2 separate regions of the Homo sapiens genome follow, and region 1 is linked to region 2. A link is an interaction called in ENCODE POLR2A ChIA-PET data of the cell type or tissue named here. Cell type or tissue: CD4-positive, alpha-beta T cell. All regions are shown on one strand. Links, peaks and the distances in the headings refer to the core of each region. The heading gives the core; the rest is flanking DNA. Region 1 overlaps ZDHHC9 (zDHHC palmitoyltransferase 9). Region 2 holds the start of LOC105373334 (a long non-coding RNA gene).

What was found. Peaks named below come from ENCODE experiments on the same cell type or tissue, not always from the same donor. Only the 100,000 strongest peaks of a DNase experiment are listed, where the experiment ranks them.
Region 1: POLR2A ChIA-PET joins it to region 2 with 6 read pairs; 3 of 35 experiments call an interaction of 5 or more read pairs at or near these places.

The regions. Positions count from the first base shown.
Region 1 is chrX:129,807,263-129,810,174 of GRCh38, forward strand. The region is part of intron 10 of ZDHHC9 (zDHHC palmitoyltransferase 9); the gene reads right to left. Among named protein-coding and RNA genes, the nearest start is that of SASH3, 29 kb to the left of the region's middle. In CD4-positive, alpha-beta T cell, for the core only: no CTCF peak of the experiment used is centred there; no DNase peak of the experiment used is centred there.
Region 2 is chrX:129,676,809-129,679,720 of GRCh38, forward strand. LOC105373334 (a long non-coding RNA gene) reads right to left here and starts at 1,662. Exons shown (of 2, transcript XR_938580.4): 1 at 1,321-1,662. RefSeq lists an enhancer at 1,167-1,336 and a silencer at 1,567-1,746. In CD4-positive, alpha-beta T cell, for the core only: a CTCF peak has its summit at 1,647; DNase peaks (open chromatin) are centred at 1,623 and 1,963; H3K4me3 peaks cover 1,109 bases.

The sequences.
Region 1 (2,912 bases), core at 210-2,709, 130 kb after region 2:
GGTGAAACCCCGTCTCTACTAAAAATACAAAACATTAGCCGGGCGCGGTGGCGGGCGCCTGTAGTCCCAGCTACTCGGGAGGCTGAGGCAGGAGAATGGCGTGAACCCGGGAAGCGGAGCTTGCAGTGAGCCGAGATTGCGCCACTGCAGTCCGCAGTCCGGCCTGGGCGACAGAGCGAGACTCCGTCTCAGAAAAAAAAAAAAAAAAAAAAAGTATGATTCTATTTTAAAACAAAGTTCAAACTACTAAAAATCTATTAGAACTAATGAACAAGGGCCGAGTACGGTGGCTCGTGCCTATAATTCCAGCACTTTGGGAGGCCGAGGAGGGTAGATCACTTGAGGTCAGGAGTTTGAGACCAGCCTGGCCAACATGGCAAAACCCGGTCTCTACTAAAAACACAAAAATTAGCCGGTGTGGTGGTGGGCACCTGTAATCCCAGCTACTTGGGAGGCTGAGGCAGAAGAATCACTTGAACCCAGGAGGTGGAGGTTGCAGTGAGCCAAGATGGCGCTGCCGCACTCCAGCCTGGGCAACAGAGCGAAACTCCATCTCATAAAATAAAAACAAAAACAAACAAAAAAGAACTAATGAACAAGCTTGGCAAGGTTTTAGGGTATAAGATCCATATATAAAAATCAATTGTCTTTCAATACACTCCAAGTGAAAAATCCAAAAATGAAATTAGTAAAACAATTTCACTTACAATAACATGAAAAATAATCAAATATTTATGAATAAATGTAACAAAAGTGTAAAACTTATACTCTGAAAACTACAAAATGTTGTTGAAAGAAATCAAATCATACCTAAATATGTGAAAATACAGTCCATGTAAATGGCTCAGAATATTTAATCTTGTTAGGATGGCAATATTTCCCCAAATTGATCTATAGATTCAATGAAATCCCCATCAAAATTCCAGCTGGCTTCTTTTCATAAATGACAAGTTGATCCTAAGATTCATACGGAAATTTAAGGCACCCAGAAGAGCCAAAACAATCATGAAAAAGAAGTATAAAGTTGGAGGACTCACATTTCCTGATTTCAAAACTTACTACAATGCTAAAGTAATCAAGACAGCGTGGTACTAGCATAAGAACAGACATATTGAGCAATACAATAGAACTGAAAGTCCAGAAATGAACTCTCACATTTATAGATTTTCAACAAGGGTGCCAAGACAAGTCTATGGGAGAAGAATAGTCCTTTCAACAAATGGTGCAGAGACAACTGGATAGCTACAGGCAAAAGAAAGAATGTGGACCCTCTACCTCACACCATATATAAAAATTAACTCAAAATGGATCAAAAACCTAAATGTAAGAGCCAAAACTGTACAGCTCTTACAAGAAAACAAGGGCATAAATCTTCATGACTTTGGATTAGGCAACAGTTTCTCAGATATGACACCAAAAAGTACAAACAACAAAAGAAAAAAATAGACAAACTGGACTACATCAAAATTTAAAAATTTTGTGCTCCAAAGGACACTATCAAGAAAATTAAAAGATAACCCATGGAATAGGAGAAAATATTTGCAAATTGTATATCTGGTAAGAGACTTGCATACAGATTACATAAAGAACTCTTACAACTCAACAATAAAAAAGACAAACAATCCAATTAAAAAATAGACAAAAGCTCTGAACAGACACTTCTCCAATGAGCACATAAAAATGGCCAATAAGCACATGAAAAGATATTCGACATCATTAGTCATCAGGGAAATGCAAATCAAAACCACAATGAGATACCACTTCACATTCACTAAGATGGCTAGACTCAAAATGTCAGATAATAAGTGTTGCAGAGGATGTAGAGAAACTGGAACCCTCAGGCACTGCTAGTGGGGGTATAAAATGGTGCAGCCACTTTGGAAAACAGTTCAGCAGTACCTTAAAGGTTAAACATAGAGCTACCATGTGACCTAGCTATTTTACTCCCAGGTATATAGCCAAGAGAAATGAAAATATATGGCCATGCAAAAATTGGTACACAAATGTTCATAGCAGCATCACTCATAATAATCAAATGGTGGAAACAATCCAAATGTCCATCAACTGATGAATGGATAAATGAAATGTGGTATATCCATATAATGGAATATCATTTGGCCATATAAAGGAACGAAGTACTGCTACATAGTACAACATGGACAAACCTCGAAAACATGCTAAGTAAAAGAAGCCAGTCACAAAAGACCACATATTGTATGATTTCATTTACATGAAATACCCAGAAGAGAGAAATCTGTACTAAAAGGAAGTAGATTAGTGGTTGCCTAGGGGTGTGGCTGGGGAAGTTCAGGGGAAAGGGAGAGTGACTGCTAATGGCTACAGGGTTTCTTAGGGTGGAAGGGTAACGAAAATGCTCTAAAATTGATTGTTATAATGATTGTACAACTCTGTGAATATTCTAGACCAGTGAATCATACATTTTAAATAGGGATCAGTTGGGCGCAGTGGCTCACGCCTGTAATCCTCTACTTTGGGAGGCTGAGGTGGGCAGATCATCTGAGGTCAGAAGTTCGAGACCAGCCTGACCAACATGGAGAAACCCCGTCTCTACTAAAAAATACAAAATTAGCTGGGCGTGGTGGCACATGCCTGTAATCCCAGCTACTCAGGAGGCTGAGGCAGGAGAACCCGGGAGGCGGAGGTTGCAGTGAGCTGAGATTGCACCACCGCACTCCAGCCTGGGTGACAGAGCGAGACTCCGTCTCAAAAAAAAAAAAAAAAAAAATTGGGACCTATGGTATGTGAATCATATCTCAATAAAGTTCTTATTAAAAAAAGAAAGCTCAGCTGGGCACGGTGGCTCACGCCTGTAATCCCAACACTTTGGGAGGCTGAGGCGGGAGGATCACGAGGTCAGGAGATGCAGACCATCCTGGCCAGGATGGTGAAAC
Region 2 (2,912 bases), core at 191-2,690:
GTTTCACAACTCTATGTCTTTGCACATGCTATTCCCTTTGCCTGAAATATAGTTTTTCTGTTTTCTGCCTGGCAAATTACTTCTCATACCTTAGATGTCACCTTCTCTGTCAAGCCCTTTTTGATTTCTCGAGGCACCTATTCACCCCTGCCCCTTCGTGCTCCTGCTATGTTCTGTTCACACTGTGTTAACAACATTGGTCACATCTGTTTGCACTGCTGCTTTCCCCATTGCTATAGCTCCTAGGGATCTAACAATCCCTGTAGGTGCTTGCTATGGACTGACTTCTGACAACTTCCAAAAAACTCATATGCTGAAGCCCTAACCCCCAATATCACTATACCTGGAGATAGGCTCTTCAGCAGGTAATTAAGGTCAAATGAGGTCATAAGGGTGGAGCCCTAAGCAGACAGGACTGCAGCCTTATAAGAAGAAGAGATCTTTCTCTCTCTTCCTCCGCCACGTGAAGACATAGCAAGAAGGCAGCCATCTTACAAGCCAGGAAGAGAACCCTCACCAGAACTTCACCATGCTGGCACACTGATTTTGGACTTCCAGCCCCAAAAAGTGAGAAAATTAATTTCTATTGTTGAAGTCACACAGTCTCTGGTATTTTTATTATGGCAGCCAGGCTGACTACTACAGTGCTTAATGCATGGTGAGTGCATTTTTAAATGAATGGAAAAGGAAGAAAGAAACAGAAGAGGAAGAGGTGGAACAAATGGGGAGAAAGATGAAGAAAGCAGAAGTTAAGAATGAGAGAAACTAAGGAAACAGGAGGAAGAAGGTAGAGGATGGGAATGAGCTCATGAAGGAGCCAGTATCTCAGTGGAGACCATGCCAGTGTGAGGGAACTACTGCCAACTAGGAGGCAGGTGGGTGCAGGCTCCAGGGCCAGTGCTGAGCATCCAGGCACAAGACTTTTAAGAGAGAGTGTGTGTGTGTGTGTGTGTGTGTGTGTGTGTGTGTGTGTGTGTAATTTTTTCCCCTAGAGATAGCCTAGAGGGGCCACCTTTGTGCTTTTCTCAGAGGCTATGTGTCCTCATTGGCTGGGTAACAGCTGGGTGCCCTTGCCTCCCCGGCCAAAGGCAGCCGCCGTCCACACCCAGCTGCCTGAGGGACAAGGAGGGTGTTTACCCAATGGCCTGTGTCCTTAAAGGACTCTGCTCTCAGTTACACAGCAAACAGCTGGCCTCGAAGGGGCCTCGTCCTGGCCGCCGCGAGCGGGCGGCTTCTGCAGCGTTTAAGCTTCTATCTACCATGAAGATGCTTCCCCCACCCTCATGCCTCCTCCCGGGGGTGGGCATGAGGGGCACTTACGAGCTGAGACCTCACAGGCGACATTTTTTAAGCTGCTCATTCTGACGGAACAGTCCCCAAGACAAACACAAGGCTTTCTGTCTCCCAGGGCTTGTGCGACTTGGTTTCAGACTCTGCCACCCACTGCCGCAGACAGCGGCCGTCTTCCCAGGAAGAAGACATTTCCTGGCGGGGTACCGGGACTGACGGGCGGCGGCGCAGGGCAGTGCCAGCCGGGCCCAGGAAGTGAACGCGCTGGGCCCGCGAAGGAGCGCGTCGCCCGCCCTGAGGGGGGCAGTGCAGCGCCCACCGCGCGCCTTCGCCAGTCCCCTGGCACCGTTGCCCTGGCCAGGGGCCGGGAGAGGGCGTGGCAGCGCGGCAGTGCGCCTACGCACCGGGGGCACTGGGGATCCCGCCCCCACGCTGGTTCCCGCGCTTTCAAGAGCCTCAGAGCCCCGAGACAAGGGGGTGTCGGCTCTACCCACCTGGCCCAGCCCGAAAGAACAGGGCCAACATTTTGAAACCAAACCAATAATAGAATTGGAATACTTTTGATCACTTTTTATTTTCCTTTTCTGGAGGAGAGTTGTGGGGCGGGGGTGGGGAGCTGGTAGAGAGAATCTCAGGGCGCTGTGGCTTTGAGGGCGGGTTCCCTGCGCAAGCAGCAGTGCTCACAGTGCGAGCAATCATGGCTAGGCCCAGCCCGCGGTTAGTTGGGTGCAGGGACGTGACAGGACCGCGAGGGCTGATTCTTTAGTCTATTGTTCCCACTCCTCAGAAAGGACTCCTAGCAAATATATACTGCTAGTCCCAGCTTTCCCGATGGAATGGAACCCCTTGCTTTGCTTTGCTGTCGCTATTCAGGATGGGGATTTTGTCCATGCAGAAAGACATTTACATTATCTACACTGGAATGCCGGCCCACTAGCCTGGCAAAATGCTGAGCCAGCTATTAGATCTGGACTCGTGGAGGAGTGGAGATTTGCCTCCATTCAAGCAACCACATACTTCCCTGGAAGCTGGGAGGAGCACCACTAAGTCCACCCTCTCCTGCCTGGCTCCTTGGTAGTGCTTCTCAAACATTATCACTTGGACAAATCACCTGAGGTCCTTGTTAAAAGTCTGATTTAGAAAATCTGGGGAATCCGGTGGCACCCGAGACTGCATTTTTAACAAGCTCCCAGGTGATGCAGCTACTGCTGTGCACCACACCTTGAGAAGCAAGGGGTACAACATTGCTCTCAACTGCGGCTGCACATTAAAATTAACTTGGGGAGCTTTAAGAACTAATTAGGCCAGGACCCCCACCCCCAAGATATTCTGATTTAGTTGGTCTAGGTAGAGTCAGGCCTTTTTTTTTTTTTTTTGACGGGGTCTCTCTCTGTCGCCCCTGCTGGAGTGGCGGGATCATGGTTCACTGCAGTTTCAAACTCCTGGGCCCAAGCTATCTTCCCACCTCAGCCTCCCAAGTAGCTGGGACAACAGGCGCAAGCCACCATGCCCAGCTAATTTTTTTTATTTTTTGTAGAGACAGGGTCTCCCTATGTTGCCCAGGCTGGTCTCGAACTCCTGGGCTCAAGAGAGCCTCCTGCCTCAACCTCCCAAAGTTCCGG